Regions from separate parts of the Mus musculus genome. Here all the other regions are linked to region 2. The links are chromatin loops, found by intact Hi-C in ENCODE. Cell type or tissue: left cerebral cortex. All regions are shown on one strand. Region 1 has its middle 30 kb from the start of Gm12648. Region 2 has its middle 150 kb from the start of Gm32035. Region 3 overlaps Gm12648 (a long non-coding RNA gene). Region 4 overlaps Caap1 (caspase activity and apoptosis inhibitor 1).

Region 1 (8,000 bases), 440 kb after region 2:
TGATATTCTCTGTGATGTCAAAGTCATAATTAGTCTCTTTACATTTAAAGTCAACCCCTTATATCCTAACCACTGTGTTGGCCAATATGACTTCCATTACAACAGTACGCAAATGGTGCAGACTTTAGAGGAAGGAAGCTGAGCTGGAGAATGTGACCAGTACTAAGATGTCATGTGTTAGTGATCAGGAGTGAGTAGAACTGAATGTTAGAGAAACCGATGTTTAGAGACTCCAATGAAACTAGGAAAAGGAACCATTCTGAGAGAACCATCAAGGCAAGCAGCAAACTCATCAAGATCTTCTCCCAATGTACCCCCATGGGATGATATCCATCACCTTCAAGGTCCACACTAAGTAGTCCCAGAAACTTTAAAACTAATTTTGTCAAGATCCTGTCAATGAACCCATCACACTAAACAAGCTAGGGGAATTGATATGCAAGACTGGAAAATGTTGTATTTTCTCACAATGAGAAATCAATATCAAAAGGAGGGGGGAAGGGAGTGCTAAACTCCATTTAATCACTCTTTTATGACCCTGTACAGAGAAGTTTCACAGATGGTTAGTTAGAATGTACTTAAAAACAAGCAATTGGGAAAAGCTAATTCAAATTTGGTTAAATAATAAAAAAAGAAGATTAGACTGACTTATATAACTCAAAAGATTTTTGTAGGGAGGCTTGAGGCAAGACTTGATCCAGCATCACCAAAAATTAAATTGCGATCCATCTATTGCCTCTATTTCTCCATTGCACTGGCACCCTCTTACTTTTTGTGGCTGCAATTCAATAAGATGAGAAAGACTTCTGCCTAATTACCAAATAAAAGTCCTAAACTTGAGTTTGATTGAACCAACTTAAGTATTCACTGTCCTAGTGTCATTTCTCTTGCTGTATGAAATGCCCTGATGATAGAGAGTTTGTTACACATCACAGTTCCATAGAATTCATGACTGTGGAGAATCCAAGGCTGAGAAACTTGAGAGTCACATCACATCCAGTCAGGAACAGACAGAAATGAATGCATGCATGCTTCTAGTGCTTATCTTACTTTCTACATCTACATACTCCAGCAACCAGAAACCAGAAAGCAAGTGAATGGTGGTCTCTATAGTAGTCTGAGTCTTCCCATATCAATGAACATAATCAAGACAGTCCCTGAGAGACATGCCCATAGGCTAACATGATCTGGATATCCCCCATTAAGACTTTTTCCAAGCCAGATGGTGGTGGCACATGACTTTAATGTGGCATGTGACATGGTGGCATTTGAGAGACAGAGGTATGAGGATCTCATGAGTTGGAGACCAAACTAGTCTACAGAGTGTGTTCCAGGACACTGGGAGTGGGGGTGGGGGGGTTGTGGGGACAGTCTCTTCCCAGATAATTTTATGTCATGTTTTCTGTCATGTTGACTATTAAGATTAGCAGGCAACCTTGTGAAATAGGAGGTTGGGGGTCAGGTGACCCCCTAGAATGCACCAGAGATCTGGGAGATGAGAGACTCTCATGATTCAAAGGGAGGGACCTTAGATGAAATGCCTGACAGTGGGGAGAGAGAACTTATAGAGTCTACCTCCCAGCAGGAAGACAGGACATCAAGTGAGGGATGGGGTTGCCATCCCACAGTCACATCTCTGACCCATAATTGTTCCTCTCTGAAAGAATTACAGGGATGGCAATGGAGAGGAGCCTGAGGGAAAAAAGATCTAGCAACAGTCCCAAAGTGGGATCCAGCTCAAGGGGAGGTCCCAAGGCCTGACACTATTACCGAGGCTATAGAGCACTCACAAAAAGGGACCTATCATGACTGTCCTCCGAAAGACCCAACAAACAGCTGCAAGAGTCAGATGCAGATATTTGCACCCAACCAATGGACAGAAGTAGCTGACCCCTGTTGTTGAATTAGGGAAGGCTGAAAGAAGCTGAGGAGAAAGGTGACCCTGTAGGAGGATCAGCAGTCTCAATTAATCTGGAGCCCCGAGATCTCTCAAACACTGAACCACCAAACAGACAGCATACACCAGTTCATATGAGGCCCCCAACACACATACAGTAGAGGACTGCTGGGTCTGTGTTCATTCAGAGATGATGCACCTAACCGTCAAGAGACTGGAGGCTCCAGGAAGTTTAGAGGTCAGATGGGGTAGGGGTGGGGACATCCACATGGAGATGGGGATGGGGGTGGGAAGGAGGTATGGTATGTGGAACAGTCGGAAGGTGGGGGGGGGGGCAAAATATGGAGTGTAAAAAAAAGACCCAGCTATACCACTCCTGGGCATATTTCCAAAAGATGTTCCATCACACCACAAAGACATTTACTCCACTATGTTCACAGCAGCTTTATTTGTAGTAGCCAGAAACTGGAAACAACCCATGCCCCTCAACTGAAGAGTGGATAAAGAAATATGGCCCATTTACACAATGAATATATATGGTAACTCAGACTGAAAAGGACATGCATGGTATGTACTCACTTATAAGTGGATATTAGCCATAATGTACAGGATACCTATGCTACAATCCACAGACCCAAATAAGCTAAATAACAAGGAGGACCCAAGGAAGGATGCTTGAATCTCACTCAGAAGGGGAAATAAAATTATCATTAAAGTTTGATGGTGGGAGGGAACTGGATGGGAGAGGGGATAGGGAGTGGAAGGGGGGGATCAGATGTAGGGAGAGTCAGTGAGAGAGAGCCAAGAGAGTATATGGAAATAGTGGGTGTGGGAGGTACCTCTAGGACATGCCAGAAACTTGGGATGGGGTGGGCTCCAGGAAATCTATAAGGGTGACTCTAGCTGAGCCTGCTAGCAATTATGGAGTTATGGAGCCTGAAGTGGCCACTTCCTGTAGCCAGACAGAACTCCCACTGGAAGGATAAGGACACCAATCCACCCATAAAACTATCGACCCAAAAATTGGTCCTGCTTACAAGAAGTACAGGGACAAGGATGTCAGAGATACTGGGGGAATTATCACCCAACAACTGGTCCAACTTGAGATCCATCCCATAGGCAAAAACTGAACCCTGACACTATTAATAATACTCTGTTATGCCTGCAGACAGAAGACTAGGATAACTGTCCTCTGAAAGGCCCCTCCCAGCAGCTGACTGAAACAGATCCAGAGACCACAGCCAAACATTGGACAGAGTCTGCGAAGTCTTGTGGAAGAGTTGAGAGAAGAAATTGAGGAACCCTGAGGGGATAGGAACTCCACAAGACCAACAGAGTCAACTAATCTGGACCAGAGGCTTCCAATGAAAGAACATACAAGGGCTAGACCTAAGCACCCTGCACATACACAGCAGACATGCAGCTTGGTCCTCCAACAACTGGAGTAGGGGCTTACCCTGACTCTGTTGGCCGCCTGTGGATCCTGTCTCCCTAATTGGATTATCTTGGCTGGACTCAGTGGGAGAGGAAATATCTAGTCCTGCAGTGACTTGAGGTGTCAGGGTGGGTAGGCATCCAGGAGGGACTTCATCTTTCTCAGAGATGAAGGGGAGAGAGGGAAATGGAGGAGCTGGGGGGGCGGGGAGAAAGGAGGGGAGCCTGTACAGTAAATTAATTAATGAAGTAAAACAAAACAAAAAGAAAAAAAACTGATTTCTCTTCTCTCATTAGTTATCAGTTGCAAGTAATTTCTTGTAGGGATGTGACTTTGTATCCACTTCCATCCTTTGTGCTGGGATTTTTTTTTTTTTCTGGCTTGAATTTATGAAGGTCTTGTGCGTGTTGTCACATTCTCTGTGAGTTTATTTCTGTATCAGCCCTGTTGTGTCTGGAAGATGCTGTTCCTTGGAGTCATCCACCATCTCTGGCTCTGAAATTTTCCACCTCCACTTCTGCATAAATTCCTGAGCTTTGAGGGCAGAGGTGTGATAAAGCTATCCCACTAAGGGCTGAGTCACTCTTTACACATTGTCTAGTTGTAGGTCTTAAATCCTATCTATTTCAAGAAGCTTCTCTGATAAGGGTTGAACAATACAATGATCTATGGGTTATTAGAAGTCATTAATATGTTATTAGAAGTCACTTTATTTTTATATTCCTGTAGCAGAATAAAAATAGCAGGTTTCCTCTGGGGTCCATGACCTATCTAGCTTCAGGTTCCTGGCCTTATTTACAGTGTCAGGTCCATCTCATGAAGAAAGCCTTAAATCCAATAAAAAAAATTGTTAGTTACTTAGTTACTGTTCTATTACTGTGAAGAGACATTATAAACAAGATAACTTACAAAAGAAAGTATTTAATTGGGGCCTTACAGTTTCAGAGGGCTAGTCCATGAACATCATGGTGAGGAACATGGCAGCAGGCTGGCACTAGAGAAATAACTGAGAACTCAAGTTGATCCACAAGTATCAGGTAGAGAGAGATAGACTAAGCTTGGTTTGGACTTTAGAAACCTCAAAGCCCACTCCCAGGGACATACCTTCTTCAATAAGACGACACCTCCAAATTCTTCCCAGTTTCACTAGCTGGGAACCAAGTATTCAAACATACAAGCCTATAAAAGGCATTCTCATGCAAGCCCATAACATTTGTGTACTGTTACACCAGTGGGCCTACACTGCAGGCAGGTCACTATTGTAGGTAGCAGGGTTCATGGCATGGTGAAACTGATGTTACTCTTCTCCTTGATAGCACAGATAGTACTTTCCAGCACTATAGATGCTAGTCCGCAGGAACAAAGCCTCTGGCTGAGCACCAGCTCAGTTTCTCTATGTTGGATAACATCAGCATGTGGCATCTTTAGGAACTGGGTCTTAGTGTCAAGTTGCAGAGGGTAACTAATAATTGGCAATGGCCTATAATGTTTGAGGAGGGATCTGTGGGACCCACTTGGACAAAGACTCAAAACAATTTTAACTTGTTCCTGGTGCTGAGAGTTTCATTTGGTAGCATATGATGTCTAGTTGGGACACTGTCTCTCCCAGTATGTGGTAACTTAAATACCTCTTGCTTCTATAGTAGTAGGTTTGAACTGGTTTTCTAAAACAGCATTTAGTGTTAGTTACCCTCACCATAATCTTTCTAGTTGACATTTGCACCAACAGTATATATAGGTTCCTTTTTCTGGTTTCCACACCATTTCTGATTTATCAACATACATTGAAACTGAAAATAAAAAGACAAATCTGAATGAACCCACTGAATGAAATTTTTTTGAAAAGTCTATTACTTAGAGAAAGTGGAATAGAGATGGCTGAGAGCTGTGGGCAGAAAACAGTGCCAATTATTGCTAAATAGGTATAGACTTTAAGTTGTTATAATATGAAATAAGTTGGTGATTATATAAAAACATAAATGTACTGAATATGCTGAAATGCCCATTTGAAATATGAAAATTTTTATATATTTTAATACATATTTTACCATATTTTAATAAATGAATAAATGGGTAGGTTGTGAACCTCAAAGTTGCTAAGTGTCTCTACTCTAAAGTGTTATGCACCTACTGTGAAGTGAAATTGTGAAATAGAAATAATTTTGTTGTGCTGCAAAGTGACAGCATCAAACAATGCTACACAAAGAAGATATGTGTCAACACTTTAAGGAACAAGATGTATGATGATGATCATAATCTCCACTCCTTCACCATCCAAGGGTCAAGCTGGGGATGTATGCTTAAACCAGCACAGTTGAATGCTACAAAAATTATACTGCATGAGGGACCAATAATAACCTTCCACTCATACATTCATAGCTGGGACATTAAGAGATCTCCTGACCTAGTTGTTTTGAAAAACAGGACACAGTTTTCCAATATGGTGAAGCAATTATTCTCAATTCTGAGAAGTTTGCATAAGAACAGTGGTGCCAAATAGCAGAAGTTCAGACTTTCTGCAGGACCAACTCATTGGACTACTTGAGTGAACGCCGCTAGAGGTGGCCAGTGAATATGTGTATTTGTCTCTCTTCATAATCTTTTATCCAAATGCTTGGAGGAAGCCTCACTGTAGTCCCCAAGTACTGACCAAAAGCATTGATCATATTTCCGAGGAAACTAATAGGACAGAGAAAAGATATCCTTAGTAGCTATAGCAACATTCCGAGGCCTGGAAAAGAGCCAGTGGTAGTACAGACAGTGGAGGATGAAGCAAGCGCACATCTACCAAGGGTGAGTACCTGATGAGAAAGATGAGCCCACAAAACTGCAACCAGGCTTCAGTCTTCTGAGCTTAAGGGGCAGTGCTCCATACTGTTCTGTATCATGTTGGCTTTGATTTCTCTGCACTCTGTGACTCTGATGTGTCTGATCCTTGAACTCTAAAACTCAAAGGATGTGGCTCAACAGTAACTATAGCTAGTTCCTCAAAAGAACACTTCCTTTACTTCTTAGCAACTATTGTAAAGTGAATTGTCATAGTCTGTCTTGAGATTACCATTTCCTAAAGAAGAGAACAAGTCCTTTATATGCACGATGTTGACTAATGAGTTCGTGTTTTGAAGTTGATGGTGAGTACAAAGCTTAGTATGCACATTCTTATGTTGGTCATGTATCAGTACTGGTGTGGTATCTTTAGTGCTGGAGACTAGTTAAGTATAGGACATAGCTGTAACATGTATATAAGTGTATAAGATCCTCCAACCCTTAGAACACCAACATCTTGATGATGATTTCAAATTTACAAAGGAGGACTTTGAGAATTAAGAGTTTACTTAAAACTGCCCAAGATCAAATGGCTGAGAAATAGTACAGCGTGAGTCAAGTTGAAATCTGTCAGATAAAAACACAAACAAGAGTTGAGGGTGCAGTTCAGATGGTAAAGTATTATCCTGGCATGCACAACTTCTTATATTCAACCCCTGGATCTACATAAAACTGAATGACATGATGGTGCACCCAGAACATGAAACCAGAAGGATCAGGAGTTCAAGACCAGTTTTAGCTATAAAGCTGCAGAGGCTAGCCTGGGCTACATAAGACTGTTTTTTTCTTTTTTAATTTATTTTTAGGGATCATAGTTTTAAGGAGACTATGTACCCTTTTTTGGACCAGTAAAGTTTTCATATATTTCCCATATTTTGAATACTTCTCCAGGAAGCATCCAGACAAAGAATGTTGGAAACACATGTATTTTACACTTCAGTGTAACTAGATAGCTATAACATGCCTGCCCCAAACTTGAATATCAACACAGAGACTTATATTTATTTATTGTGGTGGTTTGAATATGCTTGGCCCAGGGAGTGGCACTATCAGAAGGTGTGCCCTTGTTGGAAGAAGTGTGTCACTGTGAGGCTGGGAAATGAGACCTTCCTCCTAACCACATGGGACCCAGTTTTCTCCTAGTGGCTTTCAGACGAAGATGTAGAACTCTCAGCTGCTTCTGCACCATGCCTGCCTGGATGCTACCAGGCTTCTGCCTTCATGATACTGGACTGAACCTCTGAACCCAAAAGCCAGATCCAATTAAATGATGTCCTTGTAGAGTTGCCTTGGTCACGGTGTCTGTTCACAGTAGTAAAACCCCAACTAAGACATTTTCATTAAGCTTTAGGCCTTAGCTTAATCTTGTTCCCAACTGGCTTTTATAACTTATATTAGTCTGTTTACACTAATCTATATTCTGCTACATAGCACATTATCTCTGTCTCTAGCCTCGGCACTTACTTCTCTTCCTCCTCCTTATCTGGCTGGATATGAAAACTTCACTGGTCCAAAAAAGATACCTAGTCTCCTATGAAATCTCCTGCCTTTCACTCTTCCCCAGCATTCCTGTCTCTTCTGGAAGCCCTGACTATTTTCTCCTCCTTTGCTATAGGCTATCAGCTTCTTATTAAACCAATCAGAAGGTGAGATAGGGAACGTTTACAAAATACCCAGGCAAGGCATGATCCAATATCTGCCATCAGCATTTGAATAATACAAAGACAACCCTTACAGTGCAGAACTTTTCCCAACTGATAGCAAAACTTTCACTAGCACTTTGATGATATCCACTGTGACTATGGCAGCCTATCTTCCCAGAATAATTAAATAATAAGGAAA
Region 2 (8,000 bases):
TAGAAAGAAGCTTCATATTAGAAAATTTAGAAATGTGCAGTTTCAGTACTCCATCTTACTAGATCTTAATGTCTTTGGGTGAGAGCCTTAAAACTCTGATTTTTTTTCACCTTTTTTTAGTTCTAAGCTGAATACGAGCTCTTTCTAGTAATGCACCACAAGGAATCCACATGAGGACATATGTTCAGAGCCTCTTAGCACTACGAATTTCTTCCCTTCCAAATGGGCCTTCTGAGGAGGACTCCTTTAACCTAGGTGATTAGACAACTAGACCCAATTTGAGTCCCCTTACAAGAGGTGCCTGTTGAAGCAAAAGTCACATATATCTAAGCAAAGTCCCTCCATTTCTTCCTTATTCCTGAGTACAGAATGGAATTTGGGTCAACTCCTCAAAGACCAGGCATCCTAAGACCCTGTGTTGATGATTTAAATCTTAGAATTGCTTGGTATCCAGAGACACTACAGAAACCAGGAACCTTACAGTTTCAAAAACAGCAAGTGTTACCCTGTTACATAGACCTAAAGGACTTGAAGAAATGCTTTTCCAAATAGCGTTTTTGCATCCACCGAAGCTATAGTTCCACTATGAAGCCCTGTCTAGATGATGGCATGGAGTCTTTACTATTGCTTTCTTTCTTGCATAGGGAGACAATGTCACATAATTTGCCACTGTGTTTCCTGTAACCAACATATATACCCAGAAGTAACTCTATGGGCCACCTTCCCAAACATGACTGTCAAGCATTGGCCTAATCCATTTACACAGAACTCATGCGGGCCCCTTGAACACCTACATAGCCTATTGCTTTTATGAATTTCTTGCCTACAGTTAATTGTCAAGGTCAAACAAACGTGAAGATGGTTTAAAACATAACAGTCAAAAGTGAACAACATAACAGCTATGAAAGCCCTCCAGACCTGACCCAAGCCTCTGCAGACTGCCAAGGTCAGAGTGGCCTTCGTAATCCAAACGTTTTTTTCTAGATTACACTTCCACCCCTTATTTTGAAGGCTTTATTGTTTGTATTCATTATTATGATCAGAACCCCAAGTGCTGAAGTCTCTAATAGTCCCCAGGAAATAGCATATATCTTCTCTGTTCTAGGACCTGAAAAAGAAAAAAGGAGAAATAAAATTGGTTAGTGAAAAGCAGGTGTCCAACATAACTACTGCCTTATGATTGATAGAATCCAACCTAGAGACTGTAGCCTGGCGCGAGAGGTTTATCACTGTTCCTACAGCAGGATCCCAGAACCGTAGAAGATGTATCCATATGTTTACAAGAGTGAAGGTTTTCCCTGACACCAAGTAAAACCAAGTGCTTCTTTACAAATGTATCAATCACCTAAGATATTGCCTCTCTCCGGAGGCAGAACGACTAAGAGGAAGGAAGAGACTCTATTCAGTGAAATGCCATTGTCATGAAAACAAGAGTAAGGAAAATAAGTATCCCTTTAACATTTAACCCAGCATGGAAAGCCATTGCTTGAAATAACTCCCTAGAACTTAAGATGCCTCTGCCTAGAACACTGCTCAGCAAACTTGGATCTTCAGCACGCAGCAACGTGTTTGCCATACATGGATCTATTAACATGTCACATTTTAAAAGGTACATGGCCATGTTAAGGCCTGAAAATTAACCCATAGAGATTCCTAAGAATGGAGAGAAGTAAGAATAATAAAACAGGCAGTCTCAACAGAGAAGATTACTATTCAAAGGTAAGTCTGTCACGATGACATGATTTTGAGGTTCTGACACTTAGTTGCTACTCAGTGTGATCAACTGTCAATCACCTAGAAGCCTTGGGCACAATTTTATCATGTGCCAAAAAGGAGAGTAGTAGAGATCCTTGGGAAATAGAACTGAACAAACGCTGTTCCAGTTTTTATGTGTCAATATATGACAAGACAGAAGAAGCAGAAGTGGACAGGAGCAAGGAATATACAAAGTCAACATGAACGAGGAATGAGGAGGAAAAGAAGCCAGAGGAAAGGAGAGTGTGAAATGAAGCAGCGTCCATACCACTTTAGACCTGAGCTAAAGCATAAAAGAGAACCATTAAAGGACTTGTTTTTGTAAAGGTTGTAAATAACCCAGAAGTTCTAGTTTGAGTTCTATTGCATGGATGAATTCGTTCTGACCAAAGGCAATCTGAAGATGAAACAATTTTTTGGCTTCCAGAGAGAAGTCAAGGCAGGAACTCAAGCACAATCCAAGGAGGAACATTGTTCACTAGTTTGCTTTCTCAGGCTTGCTCAGCTTGTTCTCTTATACTGCACAACTGCCTAGTAATGTCACCCACAGTAGGTTGTGTCTTCTCACACCAAAAAGAAATTAAGAAAGTGTCCGAGGGTTGGAAATTTAGGTCATTGGTAAAGTGCTTGCCAGGGTCCTGGGTTTAATCCTCCAGCTTGGGGATTGTTATAGAAGAGTCAGAGGAAGGTTTGTGGGCCCAAAGGAGATAGGAGCTCCTCAGGAAGACCAACAGAGTCAACTAAACTTGGACCTTTGTAACTCTCAAACATGGATCATATATGGGCTGAGACTGGGCCTAGCCTCCCCTGCATGGATGTAGCAGATGTACTGTTTGGTCTTCATGAGGACTCAGAACAACTGGAGCAGGGGTTATCCCATAAGCTGTTGGCTGTCTGTGTGATATGTTCTTCTAGCTAGGCTGCCTTATCTGCCTTCAGTGGGAGAGGGTGCACTTACTCCTGCAGAGACTTGATGTGCCAGAATGTGGGGATACCCAGGAAGTCCTCCACCCTCTAAGAGGACAAGGGGGGAGAATTGTTGGAGGGGGTGATCAGGAGGAGGGGCAGTGAGTGGGATGTTTAGTTAAAAAAAAAAAAAACGCCCATAGGTATGCTTACAGGCCAGTAATATATAGGAAATACCTTTATGTTTTTGTTTTCTCAGGTGTGTCAAGTTGACAACCTCCACTAACACACCAGCTGACCACTTCAGAATGTCTTGTCCTAGCCCATGCTAATGTTGGTGATGCATGTGTAGAAATATATATCTCCAATGAGGATATTCTTAAGAGAAAGAAAACAAACATTGTTAAAATTATTGAATGACAACAGGCAACCTGAAATTCCTTGGCAAACTGGGGTTTTTGGTCCTCACAAATGCCCAAGTTCTGCAACCTTCAGTTCCTATTGTCTCTGACAAACCCTTTCACTAGATGCAAGAGGCCATATTCTGTCTGAACATAGTGAAGCCATAAAAGCCAGTCCAAAGATAACTCAGCTCAAACAATTTTCTTTCACTCCATAATACCTTAGGCGCATATCATAAGTCGAAAAAAAATCCAATAGTGCATAGAAATAAATAGCTCGATTGTGTAAAACTCCTTTCACCTGAACTTCTCAATATATGAACTTTCCCATTAGTTTCATGTCACAGGGATGTTCAACTTATTTTAAGCTATGTTGAATAAGTCAGTTTGTTTTTAAAAATGTTTTAGAAATGTAAAATTGCCCTAGAATCACTTCTTATAACTAGTTCTCCATGTCTAATAGTTGAGGAGCAAGGCTATTGCATATGGACTCATCCTCTCCTTAGTGCAACTTTGGTTCATACTAGGATCAGAAATAAATTAAACTAAAAAATATATAATTTAATGTTGGCCATTTTAAGTAAACTATTAAAGATAAAATGTCAGACTCTGATTTATTCGTATTGCCTGTGTGTAATGAGTATATCTACCAATAGTTGTGTACTCCACCATGGAAAACATGTCCCTGATACAATCAATATTGAATCTAAAAGGCAGTAGCTTACTGCACAAAAAGTATCATTTAACCAATGCATATAGAACACAACATGTGAATGTACTCAAAATTATATATATATATATATATATATATATATATATATATAAAACATAGAACTTTAGTTTCCAATTTTTATTCTCAGTATTTTAAGAACTCTGTATCATAAATGGTGCTAATTTTTTAAATTTAAAACAGAAGACTGGTGCTTCTCAAAATTTAGTTTACATAGAAATCAATAGCCTTGTTAGATTCAAATTTTAGTTTCCTAGTGATAGGTAATGATCCTAGCACTTATATAAAGTTCCCAAGTGACTCCAGGAAGTCACTTGGAAGGCCAAGACAATAGAACACTGGCTGTCTAAGGTTACCCCTCAGCATCATTTGAAAAGATTTAACCAACATTATCTCCATCTCCTATTCCACAGATTCCAGTTAAACTCGTCTGGATGTCAGAAATTTTTAAACTTTTCTGATAGTACAATGTGTATCTAATTTTGAAATATACTGCAACAGTGATATTCCACGTCTTGGATTTATTTTATATTGTTTTATTGCAGATGGTTCTTATAACTGTTAGGTTGTGGGTAGTGTATGAGGACATTAGCCTTTGAATTATAAGTCAGTCTTGAGAATATGATTGCTGTTACAACGGCGGTTTCCTCTTTAATATCCCAACGTACAAAAACATAGTCATGTAGTCCTGTTCCCCAATTGGTTCTTAATCTGTCAGTAAAGAAACCATGGGTCAATTCCTGGGTGGAAGGAATAGGAAGGACTTCTGGGTCCCTGGAGGAAAAGAGACAGAAACAAGGGAGGAAAGGAGAGTACACCAAACTTCTGATGGAGATAAGTTGTGAGATCTTGGATAGAGCAGTGGCCTGTGGCTGCTCCTACAGGCAGTTGGTCTGGGATATAACTGAGCAACTAAATTTAAGGCTGGCGGAAGGTGCAGAGATAAGAATATTGATAACGGCAAGCTTTTCGAGACCATAGATAATAGTGCCCAGCACTTGTGTCAAAAGGCAAGTTGAAAAGGAACTCTGTGTGTGTGTGTGTGTGTGTGTGTGTGTGTGTGTGTGTGTGTGTGTGTGTGTGTGTGTTTTATCCATGGATTCAAGGGAATCCATGTGGAGGCTGGTAGCACAGGCCATTCTGGGAGCTTAGGTGGTGTGGCAAAAGCTACATGCAACATAGTCACACTCAGCTCCCACATACAATATGCTTTCTTTGAGTAAAATTTCCATAATACAGTAGGGAGTTTACATGTTCACTGGGAGCTGAGGCCAGAACTATCTGTAAAAGGCTCATATTGTCAGAGTTCCTGTGCATCACAAATACAAAGAGATCATTTACAGTTCTCAACTGATATTTAGATAAAATCGGTTATTCAGATACTCATAAGGCAAAGTGCATTTCTTTTTCTTGCTATAATTCAGTGTTGAGCTTAATCTTTTTGGGGCCCAAGTATGAAACAAAGAGATAGCATTGAGTGTTCCCCATAATCTCTACTAGTTGTAAAATTCTAAGTAGTTCTCCTTTCTTTCACCTTCCTCCTCCTATGTATCACTGTCGTTAAAAATATCAATGTCACTGTCCTGCTTAGTATTTTTTTGTCTACTTGTCAAAAGGTAGAGTCATTTGGAAAAAGAAAAACCTCAATTCAGAAAATGTTCCCATCAGATTGGCCTGTGGGCAAGCTTGCTTTCTGGTCACTCATCAGTTGTTACCTCTACATTACTGTTGTGAGTGCTTGTCCTGACTATCTCTAATGATGGCCCATGATTTCAAAGGGTAAGCCAAATGAACCTGTGGGGTTTTGTTGTTGTTTTTGTTGTTTTGATTTTTTGTTTTGTTTTGTTTTGTAGGCTGAGAAGTTTCTGGTCATAGTGTTTAATAAACAGCAATAGAAGGGCTAACTAAGACAATCTTTATGTCCAGTGTTTTCCTGTGGATCAGTAGTTCTCAAAGCCTCGGGTATATCAAAATAATAAGACCTACTACAAGATTCAGAGCCTTATCCTCAGACTTGGGGATGTAGTAGTCACCGGGTAGAGCTAGGAAATTTAGATTTCTAGCAAGTTTCCAGCTGATGGTGGTGATGATAATGTTCGAGTTTACATGAGGGAAAGTATTATTTAAAGCATTTACAAAAGCAGTTAAAAGTAATTAGGATTGTGGGAGGAAGAACTGAACTCCAAAAACAATAGATATTTGCACAGAAAGTATGTTGCCTAATAGATACCATGCGCCTTCATAATCATGTTTCCAGAAAATTCTACCTAACCCACCTCACAGATGAACCTACTTGGAAAATAATTTCATTGTTTGCTAGTTTTTCTTTTTCTACTTTTCTATTTTCTTTTTATTGGTTATTTTATTTAGTTACATTTCAGATGTCCCCCTTCCTGGTCTCCCCTACACAAGCTCCCCATCCCATCTCCCCTCCCCTTTGTCTCTAATAAGAGTGTGCTTCTCCACCCATCCACCCACTCCAGCCTCACCACTCTAAAATCTCCCTATGCTAAGGCATCAAGCCTCCACAGGACCAAGGGCCATTGATGCCAGATAAAGTCATCCTTTGTTACATATTCAGCTGGAGCCATGGGTCACGATTTGGTTGGTGGTTTAGCCCCTGGGAGCTCTTGGAAGGCCCCATTAGTTGATATTGTTGTTCTTTCTATGGGGTTGCAGTCCCCTTCAGCTCCTTTGCTACTATGTGCATTCAGTTTGGTAGCAGTAACAAAGCAGGCTGCAAGAACCAACCTTTTCTCAATTTGATGAACTATTCATTGCAAAGCAGCAGAAAGCATAAGCAACTGACCAAATGACTGTATAGGCAAAATCAATCCAACAGCACTATTCTAACTTTTTTTAAAAAAGGCTTTGTCATACATTACCTTCAGAAAGCAAGGGATGGGATCCAAAATTAGTCCAACTCCTCCTTAATGTGTATTCTACACACTACTTAGACACATGTTATCTGACCATAAAAATCTTTACATTAAGACCCTTGTGTGTTCAACTTTCATCTTTGAATTTTGCCTTTATATAGGAAAGGTGAGGGGATAGATTTTAGCTATTGGAAAGCATGCATTCTTTACAGCATGTATCATTGAGAAGATATTTTAAGAACCAATAAGTTCATTGTTCCCAGAAAAATTATTACTTCACGCTGACTTATAAAATAGAATATATTCACACACATACATAGATACAGTCTCCATGCATTCACATTTAGAGGTGCATTATGAAACTACAGGTATGTACATTCTTGTGAATGCATTTAACTGTCCTTCGAAGAAAGGAAAGCATGGTTTTTTTAAAGTGAGATATTCACGGGCCTTGCTTCTGTTTTCTCCAACAGAACATGTTTGTGCATATTTCTGGGCTTCCCAGCAACACCCCAGGAACTGAGTCAGCACCCATCTGACAGCTACAACTGTGTTTGCACAGGAACTCTTTCCACACCATGTGTGGGAACTTCCACCCTATTTTAAGATCAGTGTTGGTAACATTCCTCATTAGACCACTGCAATCAGCACTGTCTCTCTTTGAGAAAAAAAAAACATGATTTGAAAAAGATCATAAAATCTTCAAAATGGTTTAGAAGACAGATAAAAAGGTGTGTGTGCGTGGGGAGATGGCTTGAGTCATTTCTTCTTTGTAAAAGAGGATATTAAAAGGTTCACCCTAAAGCTTCATCGATGCCTTGGAGAGTTCTTTCTGTACTCCTACTCTATAGTTATGAATTTGAGTATTCCATACTTCCACCGTGGGCATTTTTTCAGCAACTTTATATGAAGAAGAGTGGTTTTTTTTTAAGTTTTGTTGTCATGGTAACCCTATATTCAGGTTGGAAAGCTTTATTGAATGTTTTTGAGTATTTCTCCATCACAGCTTTAATTTAATAGATTTTGATGCTCAAATGTGTAAATATATCACTTTGTCTCTAATAGTGTTGTGTGGCACAACATAGGCATACACAAATATACCCGTACACAAATGCTGTTTAAATGTTTGGGTATCTACAGGGAAGGGTTTTGTTAACTATGGCACTTTGTTCTTTTCCTGTCTTACTTTTAGAACTTAAGGTATTTATCTTATAAAAAAGAAAGGAAGGTATACGGATGCCACCTCAGATACAGAAAAATACATGGCCTCCTATTTGACCTCAAAACAGTACCACAATGTGTTTCTGGAAAGGCCATAATTTTTCCCAT
Region 3 (8,000 bases), 340 kb after region 2:
GATTGATCATCCCCACTGGGAATTTTGGTCTTTCAGTCTCTGGTTCAGTAAGAGAGCTACAACCAGGATTCCGAGATGGTGAGTGGGTAGGGAACAAGAAACTTCGGCCACAGTTGCACAGCAGATGTTCAGAAGTTTCAGGGTGGTGAGGGACCTGGGGGAAGGCGCAGAGCAGCAGCATGAGGTACAGTGTGATAAATGAAGCTGTCTTTTTCCCATTACAGGAACATAGCAAGTTTCAAGAAACAAATCAGAAACCTGGAATGATTAATTGTGTGGTCTACAATGAGTCTTGTAGTGTTTGTCTATGAATCCCTTTGCTCTACAGAACAGACAAACCAGGTTTATAGAAACACTGGGCTAGGACGAGCCTCTGAAATTCATGGTCGCCCAGTTCAAAAAGAGTGAACAATAATTTTGTTTTCAGTGAGCTATAGGCAGGAAATGAGCTGTAGTGAAATAAAAAATGCCTATAAAGGAAAAAAATGAAAGAATCTTTTTAACACCAAGCCTTGTGAGTTCCACCCTACCTGTTGATTTGCTTCCTCTATTCATAGACCTGCTTGTTACAATGAGAAATCAAACACTTTCAGGAAATATTCACATCAATATAATGTAACCCAACTCACATATTCGGCTGAACTTTCAAGCACAATGATGTTTTGGCTAAACACTGTACTCAACAGCACAGATTTTAAGTGTGTAGGATCCAATCCCATTGCTTTCCACTTTCTTCCTTAACAGTGTTGGGTAAGGTAGCTTTGTGTTTTTCTAATTGTCCTGCTTATTATAAGGCTAAGAATATTTATTACTTAAACCTGTATTGAAGACTAAAGGAGATAGGGACATCAGATTCCTGAAGCCACCACAAAAAGTAGATATTGATAAAGAAGGTGGAAAGGCAGATTTCTGTGGTTTTTCTTTACGCTATTAAAAATACCACAACAAAACTGTCTACAGACAAATGACTGATTCATTTGCATATAGTTGGTGATCCTCACCTAATACTGATGAGGTACACTAGTTTTTAGCTTGCTAATTATGTTCAATCATAGAAACAATCAATAGGGCTTGGTCTAAAGACCTATATTCAAATAACAGCTCCATTGTTTACAAAGTACAATTCTGGAAATATTATTTACTCTTTCTATGCCTCATCTATTTCTTTTTTAAGTGAGAAAAAAAAATCTCATTTCAGGGTTGTGAGAAAATGGCATGATACAGGTGCCAAGAATGTAGTGCATGTCTATACCAAGGGATAATTGACATCACAGCACATATAAACTTTAAAGTACAAGGCTGCTCTCCATTTTAAATGTTCCCTAATTTTTTACACCAAGCAAAACACCCTTTATGCAAATTAATTTAAATATTTTAAATTGTTGTGGTTTAGCCATATTTCTTAATTTTGAGCAAAACTAAATGACCAGCCACCGTCTCAGAAAGGCTTTAGAGAATATATCATCTAAAACAGATTAATGTAGATGTAAATATTTGCAAGATATCAAGAGAAAAGTGAAGCTTCTTTTAGTCAAATCAGAAGGAAGAAGAAACAATCAGGTTCAAATTCACTGAAATCAAAGGGGGGGGAGAACACAGCTATGTAAAACAATATATAAGTCAAGTGCTTCCAAATTTACATTTAAAAAAAAAGATCGGCACAGTAAATGTCTCTAGTGTTTCTAGTCTCTAAAATACCAAGGAGTTTCATTTCCTGAAGTTGCTGTAGGCTTCTGTTACTAGCAGGGAGCTGCCAGTATTTCTGAAAGCAGAAGATATATTTATATAGACTGTCATTCCTATTTCTAAAGGACTTTAAACTCGTAGAGCCCTGCGCTGGGTTCTCTGAATCAGACACTAAGACAAAGATGCTGCACGTGCAGTTTATTACAGAAGAAGTGTTCCCGGGAAGATGGAAAAACTCTCTGAAAAGGGAGAGAGAGAGAGAGAGAGAGAGAGAGAGAGAGAGAGAGAGAGAGATCAAAGAAAGAAGATCAGCAAGAAATGCTTGTCCCAATAAGGCTTTGCCTACTGCTCGAGAGAACTTGGGGGATTAATTACACTTCAGAGTTGTCCCAAGAAGAAGCAAGAGATGGGAGAGATAGGAGCTCCCTACAGCTGTATGTTGTAGTCACTGGGGATGTGAAGTGCCAGTTATGTCCTACTCTCTTGAACAATCCTCCCAAGAATAGTGTCAGATGCTGTCCCCTCAGAAAGAGAAGCCTATGGATATTTGAGAGAAACACACAGGAAAAGGAGTAGGTGACTTCTCGTGAAATAGAGAAAGAGAAGAGAGAAAGAACCTCAAACATGGCTAGCTTTTCTCTCACCTCTGCCAAAGTCAGTTGTTTCTTGTGTTGTGTGTTGTGTTCCAGTTTTTCTATTTGGGTGTTATGCACACAAAACATAAGTTAGGTATCCACTCTCCTCCAACAGTATTAGCACAAGTATGAGCTAGGATAGCATAAATTCAATAAGAAACAAGATATTTAAAATTTTAATGTTATTCAGTTTCATTGAAAGTGTGCATGTAGGCAAATCACTGTGGAGGATTGGTGCTATTTCATGAATTTTAGACAGAATTAAAGTTTACTCGTGTAATTGTAGTTTCCCAGATTAGCTGCCTCTGCATACACTTTTACTAGGCAACTATATAGATTTCTTTTTTTAGTTTTTTTCTATTATTTTACTTTAACTCTATTTACTAAAATGGAATTGTATGCCCATTGTAACAAAAAGGAATAAAATTGTAACTGTATTTTACGCCTTTCATTCCAGGTCTCTAGTTACTCATTTTTATTTTGTTTGCTAATACGGCCAGGCTAGGCCAGGTTGGACACTGTACTACTTAGTCAGGCACCACCGTTACTTTAAGAAACCCTGCTCTATGCCCTGTCCTGCCTCCCTGATGTCCAAGAGAGGGGGGAAGTCAGGCTACTAGATGAAGGTAAATATGAACCCAACCTGCTCCAGTAATAACAACACTACAATAGTTAACATTCCTGTCTGAAGCATGGAGGCACAGTTGCCAGTGGGACATGAAGTCAGCTTCACCAATTTAAAAACCTAAGATAAGTTTGCCTTTGTTCTGCAAAATGATTACAACAAGGTTTCTTCTCAGGACTAAAAGCAAACTAAACATGAAGAAGTAGGGCTGCCATCTTGTGGTGAAATCCACCAGCATCAGGACCAGCATCAGCACCAGCATCAGGTCCAGCGCTGCCTTGAGCCAGCCAACCCCTGAAAGCAAGCCTATAAACCACCAGGCTTGTGGGTGTTTTTCAAAAGTCAAACACTCCTTTTTATTCATACATAAGAAAATCACCTCATGCCTGCTCCATCTTCCCTCCTCACAGAGCCCTGCTAGTGGATTGGACTTAAAGACTCCTGGATAATCACAGGGCATAAAGATTCCACCTGCTCCTGGCTGGAGGGAACCTTTTGCAAAGCTGAGCTCTTTTTTTCCCCCTTCCACATGGGCTGTTTTTCTCCATCCCTCACCTGTCACAGAAAGTGGATGCAGCAAAAAGAAGCCTGGGGCCAGCCCAGGATTAGCTTCATCTTGTGCAACAAATGGCTGGTGTGTGCAGAGGGCTTTTAAGGCAAGTGCTGCCACAAAGAGGCCTGGTTTTTTGAGAAAATTATGGTTGGGAGGAATTTGGGAAGTCATCTGTCACTTGTTTCCGAGAAGAACCAGGCTAAGCAGCTGCACATAAGAATGTCCGTTCTTCTCCCATCGTTCTGACTGCTCCTGGGGATTGGATTCAGTGTGTGACAACTCTTATGCAGAAATACGCCCTCATATTCAACATATGTTTCAACCTCAGCTTCATCAGGTTTGAATGATAAATGCACTCATGCTTTCTCGTTGGATTTTTAATTTTGGGGAAAGTATTATCTTCAGTGACTGTATTGTAATTTGACCTGTTACTGGGATAAAATACCATGACCAAAGCAACTGAAAAAGAGGGGGGTGTATTTTAGCTCACACTTCAAGGATGCAGCCATGGGAGGGAAGTCAGGGCAGCAGGTCACAGTGTATCCACAGCTAAGAAGCAGAGAGAAATAAAGGCGTACTATGTTCAACCAGCTTGCTCCTTTTTATTTAGCACAGGACTGATACTGACCACATCTAGGCTGGGTCAGTTCATCTCTATTAACCTAAATAGATAAACCTTACAGGCACATCCATAAGGCTGTCTCTTCAGTGACTAGATTAGTCAATTCGGTGATATTAATTTCTATAGTAACGACACATGCAACTCAATTACCCTGAGAATAAGTAAAAAGGTAAAGGAAAAAGATTCAACCACATAACTTGGATCCCATCTAGGCTCCGGGCACACCTAGATTCCAGGCTAAAATGATGCCACTAGATACACATCTTTTCCTCTGTCTCTTAGTTTCACGTCCTTTTTACCTGTGTTTATGTTAAGGACATGCACAATGAAACAATATTCAGCAGCTGGGTTCACATTTGTGTTTCTAGCACTTTGGACTTAAAAATAGCATTGTGTGTTTACTCAAGAAAAGTCTTAGGAGAATTCTCCTGGTTGGCTCCATTTGCATTAGTTGTCAGAAGCCAGCATGATAAAAGTTCTCCAGGCAGAGACTAGAGGAGGAAGAGGAGCTCATGATGTGAGGTTCCAAGCCCTCTAAGAGAAGCTGGACATACTGTGGGCTGTGTGCTTGGACTGAGTTCAATATAAAAGCTGCATCTTGTGCACTGCTCCTCTGTTCCCATAGACCACAGCCTGGTCTAGTTTTTGACCTTTGGGTCCATGCCAGGTCATTCTGGGATTCCCAGTGATCCACTGATTCCCCATCTAAGTACCAACATGATGAACAGACATGAAGACCCCATCCAGACTTTTTACATCTTTAAGCATAAGTGAGAACTGAATCAGCCAAAGCTTAGCCCTTGATGTCGCATGAACCTGGAGGAACAGGTGTGAGGCTGGGGAAGTAACAGTCCCATTGGCCCCGCCCTCTGCTTTGTGCTTCAGCCTCGGCAGAAGGGAGATTGTATGAGGGAAATGTTAACAATGATAAATGAGATACCAAAAGAAATGCCATGCCTAGGATCTACACATATGTTTGCTCTTCCCTGTCTAAGAAAATTTAAGTAAGTTGTGATATGTACCTTTATCCCAACACTCAGGAAGCAGAGGCAGGTAGAGGATCTGCCTAAGTTTGAAGCCAGCCTAGTCTACTTAATGAGCTCCATGACAGCTGGGGCTACATAGGAAGACCCTGTCTCAAACAAAGGGAGGGAATATTGGGCCCCATTTTGGCTCTGGTTTGGCCTTGAGGCCAAACCCGAGCCTGGCTAGAGTTTCTGCGGCCTTGTGGGAAAGCCTAAGCCTGGCTCGAGTTTTGAGACCTGTCTCAGTCACTTCCATATCAGGGTGACTCAGCAAGACCTGTTTGGCCCTGCCTCTGCCTGCCATTGCTGATATAGAGCTTTGCCATTGGCCCTGTCAGTCACTCCATACCCTCCATCACCCTTCCCCATATCCCACGTCATCTTACCCCACCAAAACTCCCCCTACCCATGTTCTAAACTTATATAAGCGAGAGGCTGATGCCATAAAGTTGAGTTCATGCTTCGACAAGACTAGGTGGGTTTCTTTTGGGCCACAGATACTCGCCATCCTGTTCAGCCCGGGAGACCCCAATGGGACCAGGACCTTTCTCCTATCGCCTGGACCTGCTGGCAAGAAGCTGGCAAGGGAAGAGGGAGGAGAGAGATGGAGATGGAAGTGAAGGAAAGAGAGAGAAGAAGAAAGAGAAATAATTTTTTAAAAATCAGTAGGCAAAACTCTGTATTAAAATGTTAACAATGGATTTTATATTTCTATTGTCCTTTTACAAATAAGGCCAAATTCTTAGTACCCCAGAAAGAGCAAGATCCCCAAAGCCTAGTTCAGCCATTGGGACCAAGTGTCACCCAGGGCTTTCTGTGAGGTTCAGGGACAGACCCAGTCCTGCCATCAACCATTACCCTGCCATGCATCACAACAGGGCTGAAGAGAAAGGTGGGGCAAATGAACTTGTAGTAAGAGGTGACTTCCTCCCCAAAGCCACAGAGTAAAAGCATCCAGAGACTGGAGACAGCCCCACCGACCCTCATTCTCTGTCCCCCAAGAGGTCTAGGAGAACATTTCCCTAATACCACAGAAGCTGTATACTAGCTAAGGAAGAGGACCTAATGCACCTTTATATATATATATGTATATACACACACATATATGTCTGTATATTTATTTTTGTATATATGTGTGTATATATGCATACCCATTGCATTAGAGCTGTTGCTACTAAATTCAAAACGCTTTGTTTCCTATAACAGTAAGTAGGCAGATTTTGTAAAGACACCTATAGACAACTTTAAGTAACAATTTCTAAAGAAGATATGAAGAGGCTCCAATGAGTTCAACCCAGAGAAACCTTCCAGAAAGGTTCTCCAGAAACCACAGAAGCTAGTGAAAAAAAAAAATAGTTCATTCATTTAGAAATTTTCGGTTTATTTTCCTACAGAGTTCTCTCTGAATTCTTGAAAATTTTGTCATTACCTAAATCTATTCTAGAAACTGCTTTTAGCTCCAGAAATGCTGGAAATATCAAGGGAGGACTTTAGTCCCTTAATGATGACCATGACATCAGAGGCCACCACCATCACCTTGGACTCTAGAACTCTCTGATTCAAGGTGTTTGGAGACCATCACTCTCCCACTAGTATCTCATTGGGGCAATCAAGAGGCCTCTACTTGGGGATAATGAGGTGCCCAACAGATAAAAAGCCTTGCTGTGCAAACCTGGCAATCTCAATCTTGAATTGTATCCCCAGAACCCAGGTAATGGTAGGAGGGGAGAACCAGCTCCTGAGAGTGGTCCTCGGACCTCCACACACACGCCCTGCTGTGTGCACACCTGCACTCTCTCACACACAACACACACAGAGACATAGTCTGAAAGGTCTTTTTTAAAAGAGCATCATGCTTCCCATACTTTCTCTGTCCTGAGCAGGAATGCCAATAGATCTCTCAGTAAAAGAAACTCTTTATCACTGAAGAACTGATTTATCATTTATCTAAATTCCAACTCCTCAAACAAATGCATAGTTTTTTGTCTGACCATAACCAAATTAGTGGAAGTGCATGTTAGGAACATTTCATTTCAAGGTTTTGAAAGACAGGAAACATTGTTGCACCTGTATTAACCAGTCTGCCATATAATAATAAACGAGGAATACTTGTTCCTTCAACATAACAGAAATGCACTGAGATAGCTCAGCAGGCAAAGATTTGTCTACTGCCAAATCTGAAGACCTGAATTTAAACCTCAGAATCGTGTGGATTGAGAGAACTGCCCTCCACATGCTTTCTTCTGACTCCCACATGAGTACCCACAATCCACACAAGAGAAATAAATCAGCAAAATGGTTTTTTAAAAAGAAAAACATACCTGAAGGCAAAAGAACTATGAGTCTTCGTTGCCTACCACCCTTCCCACATAGAAAATTGCATCCCACTGGACCCCTGCTTAAACGTTCCTAAAGCTTCTCCCATAATACACACAGTGAGACCCAAACTCTTCTTAGGGCCTGCAGACCCTTATCTAAAAGTAGATTTACTTTTAGAGCACTTACCAACAACTTGTTTTGCTTAATACTATTCCACTATACTGAATTTTCAGTGCCAAGAAAAATGTCTAGATCATAGGCAAGAATAAGGAACACTGAAAGGAAGAAGGAAGAAATGGGAGCCACTTTTCCCCCCCAAAACAAACAATTCCCTCTCTCATTTGGGAATGGCCTGCCTAAGTTTTCATGCATATTTTTTATTGTGCTACTTCCTGGACCAAAAATATAAAATAAATATCATTTTATATAATTATTTGTTGAATAGATGTGGTGGGTAGATGGTTAGATGGGTGGTGGGTTTGTTTGTTTGTTTGCTTGTGTGGTTTTTCCTCTGTCTGTAATGATTCACAAAACT
Region 4 (8,000 bases), 500 kb after region 2:
AGAGGCTAAAAGGAGAACTAAAGTCAAGGCCAGCCTGGGCTACATACCATAACTCTGCTTCCTATAATTAAAAACATATGGCATTATGCTTCCAAAATTCTTGACAATTTACCTTTTTTATAATGTAGAAAATTCTTATACTTCAAATGATTAAAAAAAACTAATAAACTATACAAACTGTACTTTCCATCATTTCATTCAACTCTTAAGCAAAGAAGGAGATGAATTACAAAGTGGGAGGTGGGGCCAGGAAGACAATGCTTACCAAATAAGTATAAAGACCAAAGTCTGGATCATCAGAAACTATGTAAAAGCAAGGCTAACCTGGAGCCACTCTGGCAACCACACAGGCAACAGAGAGAGGCAATCTCCAGAACAAGCTGGCTGGCTCGTCTAGTCAATCAGTGAGCTAACTCCAGGTTCAACTGGAAGACCTTACCTCAGTAACTAAAGGTGGAAAGTGAGAGGATTAAACAAGACATCAACTCTGGGCCTCCATACTTGCATACACGGGTGCACACACACACACACACACACACACACACACACACACACATGCAAACACTGGTATACACATGTGACCACTCACATATGCATGCATACATGCACTGTGTATACAGAAATGCACATATACTATACAAAAAAAATTAAATAAACAGTAACTTCAGGGATCCTGAGCATGGTGGCATAAGCTGGTAATCGTAACATCTGGGAAGCTTAAGAAGTTAGATCTATATGAATATATGCCTGGTCTCTGTATGAATACAGAGAGTTCCAGGTTGAGCCAAGACAAAAATCTCAGAAATATAATAACAATTGTAATATTTTTAATGTAGGAAAATTCTGTTTAGTTCTGGTGATGATGCATTAAGAAAAAAAAAAAAACAACCCTCAAAGGCATGAGAAGGGTTTCTTTCTTTCGTTTTCTAGTGGTGAGAAGAAGTAAGATCTTGCCAATACAGGTCTTACACAACAGGCTGGCCTACACAACAATCTCTTCTCACTTGGCCAAACCTTTAAAGACATTGATTCACATTCAGAATCTGCATGACTGCTCTCTTGTTAAATCGGGGTAAGAACAAGAGTTGGGTAAAACAAGAGCTCTGAAGAAAAGGAATTAGAGCAGGTTTTTACTCATATTCTCTCTCTCTCTCTCTCTCTCTCTCTCTCTCTCTCGTGCTCCCAACTCCAGACTTCTTTGTACAACTTCCTTCTTGGTCTCCTGGGCTCTCTAACACTCACACCACAAACATATGTAGGCAGAATTAAGGCGTTCATTTGTCCATTCAGAGATTTCTGTGGCAGTATATACAAAGAAGATATTTCAAACTTACAGGCAACAAATGCTACTTCATTAGCTGATGACCCTTCTTCTCTTCCTGTCTTAGTAATAAATCCCTCTGGTAGCATCTGAGATAGGGTCAAACTAGTTAGCCCAGGTTGGACTGGAATTTATTCTCCTCCAGCCTCAGCCTGGTATTGGGATTACAGACATGCACTGTCTCAACTGATTCTCGAATGCCACTGTAGCTGGCAATTCAGGTCTTCATTATCTTTAATCCTAATCTCCCTTGACCTATTTTAGTTTCTCTCAATGCAGGACTACATTAGATCAATGATAACAAGAATCAGTTGGGTTTTTCTAACTACCATAATCTTAAGAATTGAAAGGACCTCACCAAGATTCACACTTAATTCTCTTGCTAAATAAAAAAATATTTTATATAACTTTAAAATGTTAGAAATACAAAATTAATAAGCCATTATCAATTATTTTCCTCCAGTTTTAAGGTATGACTGGCAAATAAAGGTGACATGATACACAGCATCGTATTTGCTGTACCTATGAATTATGGCATAATTAAATTAAACTAACCAATATCACACCCCATAAATATATTTGAGATCTGTTTACTCAGTCACTTTCAAGAGTCCAATCAACACACTGATATATATCCATGACGTTACACTGAAGAGCTACAGAAGTTAATCTAAGACTCCAACTGCTGCACCGACACCTTCCCTTTGTCTGGCTGTTAGAGAATCTGCTCCTCAACTGTGCGTTGTGACCCTTTTGGGGTTGGATTCCTGCACTTCAGATATTTACATTACAACTCATAGCAGTAATAAAATTACAGTTATCAAGTAGCAATAAAATAATTTCCTGGCTGGGGATCACCATACCATGAGGGCTGCAGCATTAGGAAGGTTGAGAACCACTGCTAGCATCTCTCCATTCTCTAGTCCCTGCAGTTCTTTGACAGTCTATAGCCTGTTAGCCTGTCTATAAAGGAAAATATTTTAATCACCCATACCAGCATGTATATTTTGTATTCTTATAAGCTGGTTTATACTACTAAAATTACATAAATACTGTGTAAATGAACATATATAATCAAAATGATTGAAAGAAAGAATTAAAACATAATTAGTTTATGCTACTGATTTCCTTTATAAATTGTGGCATTTGCCCATGTATCCCTGGAAATATGATCAGCATACATTGGTGGTCTGAATGGCTGAACGCTTATTTAACAATAAGAGCTCTTCTCACATAGCTTAACCACTGACATCTGCTCCTAGTAGAGCCTGCCCTACGTATTACTCCTATTCAAGCCTGCCTTTCCAATTCCTGAAGCTCTTATAAAAGCCTTATTTAACTTTTTTTTTTTTTCAGTGCTGGGGATCAAACCTAGAACCTTACATATGCTAGACTAGGGCTCTACTGCTGAGCCATACTCCTAGCATATCTAAGCAATCCTTAATGCTGGGTAGTATTCATTAACTCATGAATTCAAAGGCTAAACTATAGCTATGTAAGTCAACGAGCTAACTCTTAATGGTAAGATTTGAGCCTAACCAAGGCAAAAATCTCATGTACATATTTTATGTGCATATGCATAGCTCAAGTTTCATATGAAAAACATGAATAGGTAAGATTCCAAGTAAAATACAGCAAGTACCTTATTGACACTGATGAGCCAGTGAATATATTACAAAGAATCCTCAAACAGACTAAAGACTAAATTAAGCATCCTTTTTTTAATATAACAAAAAAATGTAGAGATAACAAAAAAAACCAAGTTTATATAGTTCGCTCTACAGCAAAACAAAGTAAGAAAACATATTAAACACTTTGCCCAAGTACAAAAAATGCAGCGGACACCACTAGTATTTACAAAAACTGACAATTTCAAAGACTTCAATATCAAAGTCAAACAGCCAAGCATTGCTTCAGTCTGCTGTACAACAGCGCCACCAGATGGTGGTTTATGCAATCTTCAATCAAGCACCTTGCATATAGGAACTTGGGGCAATCCAATGCATCGGCTGATGCCTCTAAAATCAGAAATAAAACTCCAAAGTTTTATCTAATGATAATATTGCCTACTCTGCCTTCATCCTTATGAGCAATACAAAACAAACTAATCACTTTTCTATTTAACAACTTTTCAAACTCTTATTAACCTAAATATCTAAACAACTTTCTCAAGTGTAATATAATTTCATTAACATTACAACTCTAAAAATGTGATGCAAACATAAATTTTAACTTAATTCTTAAGTTACAATAATTTGTAAGCTACACATTATCCCCAAGTCATAAATAATTTAAATACAAATCTGCATTTTAATATTGCTGAATGTTCTCATAAATAAGTCTGTAGGAAAATTAACTTATTACACAATAGAATAAATGGATTTTAAATTTTAAAACTGTTTCCTACACATTACCTTCAGCAAACAGAAATTTCCGTTTTTCAATCTATAGCACAAATGACCCATATTTTAAATTTAAATATACCATAACTATTTTAAAAGCAGCTCTAAGTCTTTCAACAGTACAATCACTGATATTCTGGCAAACCTTAAGGTCCGAAGCACACAACAAGCTTATGCATGAGTGGTTTAATTTTATTACCATGTGCATACTCATGTATACACATAAACACAGGTGTGGTTAAAAAAAACTATAACTAATATTGCTCATATAACTACCCTCTGTTTGAAAATGAATGATTTCTAAAACAAGAGTTTTAATTTTGTTAGCATTCCAATCAATCAAACAATATTATGCCCGCATCTAAATAATATTTTCATAGTTAAAGTAGATCTTTAGTTATTCGCATCAGTATGATAAAGGTTAGTGTATGAATTCCATATTCATCCTTAGCACTGCTAGTTTCAGACATGGTATTTCCCATCAGTACTTTACAAAGAAACATCACCTTAACTAACTGACAGTGGACACCTGAGTCCTCCCTGGATAACTACTCAAGTCATACTTGAGTCTTTTACAAATGAAAAAAAAAAAAAAGAATTGAAAGCAAATTTAAATAACATGTCTGTTCCATATAGAAACAATAGGTCATAATAAGAGTCATGCTGAAAGAGCAAACAGAAAATTCAGTGCTGCTTTATATTCTGGCCTACTTCACTTTAGGACTATTGTGAGCAGATTGGCTGTTATAGAAACAGTATTACATTTTCAGAGTTTTGAAAATTATAAATAGATAATAATTTGTTCATTTAGAATTTACCTGAAAGATATTCTGCATAAATAAAACTTCCAGATAATTCATTCTCATCTTACTAGGCAGCAAAGAATTTTATATTTTACTTATGAACATTTTCTTAAACAAACAAAAAATTTTACTTCTCTTTGTTTTAAGAGGCGTGGAACTGGATTGATTCAATGGTAGACCACTTGCCTAGCATACAGGAACTCCTTCTTGAGTTCCATCCTCATCCCCAGGAAAACAAAACTAACAGCAACATCAAAACCCCCTGAACATGTAACCACTTCCTACAGGTTAGCTATAATAGAGACAAACAGCTTACACAGCAGTCCTTTTAGGCTCCCACCTCACTTTTCTTATGTCTGTCTATTGACAACACTGTACTTCCCATGCTTATGTGGGAACCTCAGGGTAGTCTACAGGCTCCTAAATACAAAATGCATACATGTTCTGGCATATGGCTACTTGGGTCTTTTCTCTTCCTCTTGGCTTTTCCATAGCTGGTTTTTAAATGATTAAAGTTACTATACAAAACTTAAAACAAAATAGGCTATTGATCCTACAATGGAGTCTTTAAGAACTCTATATTTCTGAACATGGAGCCACAAAACATCTACCCTTAGAAAATTAGTCGTAGTGTAAATTGTGCAGTGCAGTTTCTGGCTTCTTTTCTACTGGAATCAGAATCAACCTGCCTCATTCTAGCCTTTTCTATTCTTCATACGATATTATTTTCCCCTAGATGATCCAGTAGCATACTCACATACACTGCTCAGTCAATACTAAGAACTTTAGGAACAAAGGAAAGTGATAAAGGCAGGCTGAGTGTGATAGTCATATGCCTACTCATAGCACTCCTGAGGCAGAGGCAAGAGAATCACAAGTTCAAAGCCAGCCTGGCTACAAAGTGGGATCTTGTCTCAAAATAACTTAAAAAAAAAAAAAAAAAAAGCCACAATCGCACTATGGTCTAATTATATGTGAAATATGGAGATGGTTAGATGATAATAATTATACTAACTGAAAACAATGTGTTTATGACTTGTATTTTTATGACAAAGAAATGCTGATGAACCAAATCTGTTTCTATCTGTGAGGATACTCAGTAGTCACAGCACAAATATATAATTTTCTCTGGCAACTTAAGAGCCTAATACAAGAGAATTTCTAAAAAGCATTGGAGAATTTCCAACAGCATCAAGAATATTAATAAACATGATTGCATTTTAAAAATCTAGATTATATATACGTTAGATATATATAACAAATTTAAAAATTATGTATTTTCTACTTTGTTATATCAATTATCAGTAACAACATGAAGCTTCAGTACTTCTGCCTAAAAGAAATAGAAACCTGCTTCTCTCTACTGGAAAGTTCCTACAGCTCAAGTTTTACAAAAAATTTCCTTAAGTCATCATTTTACAAATAGAAAAAAACATAAGATGACATTTGAACAATAAAAAAAATATATTACTTCCAACTTTTCCTAGTAAAGATGAGAATTTTTAAAGCATTTAAATAATCAGCCCCATTGATCTATATGGCTTAAATAAATTAATATTACTACTTTATATATACCAGATGGTTTATGTCAAATTGACTTAAAGAATTTCTTCTCTAAGGAAGAAAGAAAATAAGGGAAACTATCTTCTCACAGGGACTAGGGGTAGTTACCCTACAAAGTTATCATCTTTGTTGTTGCACATATAACTCAAAGGTACCCAACTAACTCACCTCTATTTTGCAACCTAAAACACATAATAGAAATCATGGAAATGAAACCATTCAAGATAGTAAAACCTTCTGGAGGCACCTGAAACCAATCACACAACACTCAGGTCACCAAGTAGCTAGGAAGATCATGGACAAATACAGCACTCCATTTCCCTCTCTGTAAAACAAGGTGAATTTTCAGACTGGAAATTTACCGTTGGTAAAAGCTATATAAAATTAAGTATTTGATCCATACCTTGTTTTGATTCCAAAACTTCTGGTTGTTTGTTCTCTCTCAGGGATGAAGTAGAATCTACACAGGTATCTTGCCTAAGCAATAAAAATAAAAACTTTTAAAATAGTATTCAATCATTTAATGCCCAAGTTCTTAGAATTATGTTAGGTGCCAGGGAGACACAATGAATTCCAAGCCCCAGGGTATAATTTAATACTAGGGAGACTCAGAACCAGGTAAACACGTGTCAGAAGAAGCAGTTATAAACTGGTACTTAATTTATACAATGTGCTTCTTTGTAAAATCAAGGGGAAAACCTAGGGGAACTTGGAGGCAATTTTTTTCTCCCAAAACTCAGTAGGGTAGCTGATAGAAGAAATCACAACTCACAGCAGTATCCAATAATTTTTCAGTTTTCACAGTTAAATGTAATGGGCATTTTAACATTCAAATTACTTTATATTCATCTAATTTCATACCTCAAATGCTTTGATGTCTACTATATATGGAAAATATATTTGATATGTAATATACATATGTAATCAATGTAAATAGATTAAATGTAAGAGCGTGCAAGAAGTTTGACTGCCCAACCCGCAGCAGAGCTGCATACAGTGCTATACCATCTCAGTGCTGATGAGACAAACACCTTTCAGCCATCAAGATGATGAAATCGGTGCATATTCAAGTGAGATAAGCAATGACCTTCTCAAATCAGATAACTATTTCCCTCTGAGAATTTTATCCTCTCCTAAAAGAAGTATTACAGGAACCATTTGGGAAATGTTGCTAGTCACAAACATATTTCATCCAGTTAACAGTAGCAAGTTTTTCAAGTAACCTAAGAATAAAATAGAATTGCAAATATTTCTTTGCCAAGTTTTTTCTTTATAATCAAGTACTTGGTAAAGTATATGTTTATTTTGTATTTTAAAAAATGACTAATACAAACCCAAACTCATGGACTATAAGATCATGTCTTTGGAGTCAGGCATGGTGATGCACATCAGTAATTCTACCACACAGGAAAAGGAAACAGAAATAGCAATATCTATCTTAAGAAACTCATTTGGCTTTGGTACTACCAATAATTTCTGTAAGATTTGTAGTTGCCCTGACTCTAATTTTTAATATTTATTTGCTATCTAATGTCTCCTACTCAGATTTTAATCTTTCATTTCACTACAATGGCTAGCATGTCCCAAGAAGGGCATCCAAACATTCTCCTTGCTAATCCAGGGACAAAATACAGAGCCTTGCTAGGAAGATTGTTAAAATGTTCTACCTCAAGCATCCCAGAAAACTCAGATAGTATATACTCCAAACACAGATCGGTATTAAAGAAAACATTGGCTTTTGTGTCCTCAAATGGCATGTAACTCTTTATCTACTACATGCATGTACCTAAACTCACAAAAGTGTACAATTTAACCAAACTATGACAGTATGTAAATTTTTGTGCTGTTAGATATCAGTTAAATTTAATTAATATTAATGTACCCCAAATTATCAGCAACAAAAAACAATAT

The links. Peaks named below come from ENCODE experiments on the same cell type or tissue, not always from the same donor. Only the 100,000 strongest peaks of a DNase experiment are listed, where the experiment ranks them.
Region 1: a loop joins it to region 2, with 11 times the contacts of the local background. A loop is called at or near these places in 2 of 42 quality-filtered maps.
Region 3: a loop joins it to region 2, with 4 times the contacts of the local background. A loop is called at or near these places in 3 of 42 quality-filtered maps.
Region 4: a loop joins it to region 2, with 5 times the contacts of the local background. A loop is called at or near these places in 8 of 42 quality-filtered maps.

Annotation. Positions count from the first base shown.
Region 1 is chr4:94,451,217-94,459,216 of GRCm38, forward strand. No RefSeq gene overlaps it. Among named protein-coding and RNA genes, the nearest start is that of Gm12648, 30 kb to the left of the region's middle. In left cerebral cortex, no CTCF peak of the experiment used is centred here; a DNase peak (open chromatin) is centred at 3,835; H3K27ac peaks cover 354 bases.
Region 2 is chr4:94,010,687-94,018,686 of GRCm38, forward strand. No RefSeq gene overlaps it. Among named protein-coding and RNA genes, the nearest start is that of Gm32035, 150 kb to the left of the region's middle. In left cerebral cortex, no CTCF peak of the experiment used is centred here; DNase peaks (open chromatin) are centred at 4,995 and 7,219; H3K27ac peaks cover 221 bases.
Region 3 is chr4:94,346,314-94,354,313 of GRCm38, forward strand. The region is part of intron 1 of Gm12648 (a long non-coding RNA gene); the gene reads right to left. Among named protein-coding and RNA genes, the nearest start is that of Gm12648, 75 kb to the right of the region's middle. In left cerebral cortex, a CTCF peak has its summit at 3,177 (motif pointing left); a DNase peak (open chromatin) is centred at 3,172.
Region 4 is chr4:94,514,570-94,522,569 of GRCm38, forward strand. Caap1 (caspase activity and apoptosis inhibitor 1) reads right to left here. Exons shown (of 6, transcript NM_026368.2): 5 at 6,493-6,566. Among named protein-coding and RNA genes, the nearest start is that of Caap1, 38 kb to the right of the region's middle. In left cerebral cortex, a CTCF peak has its summit at 3,265 (motif pointing right); a DNase peak (open chromatin) is centred at 3,258.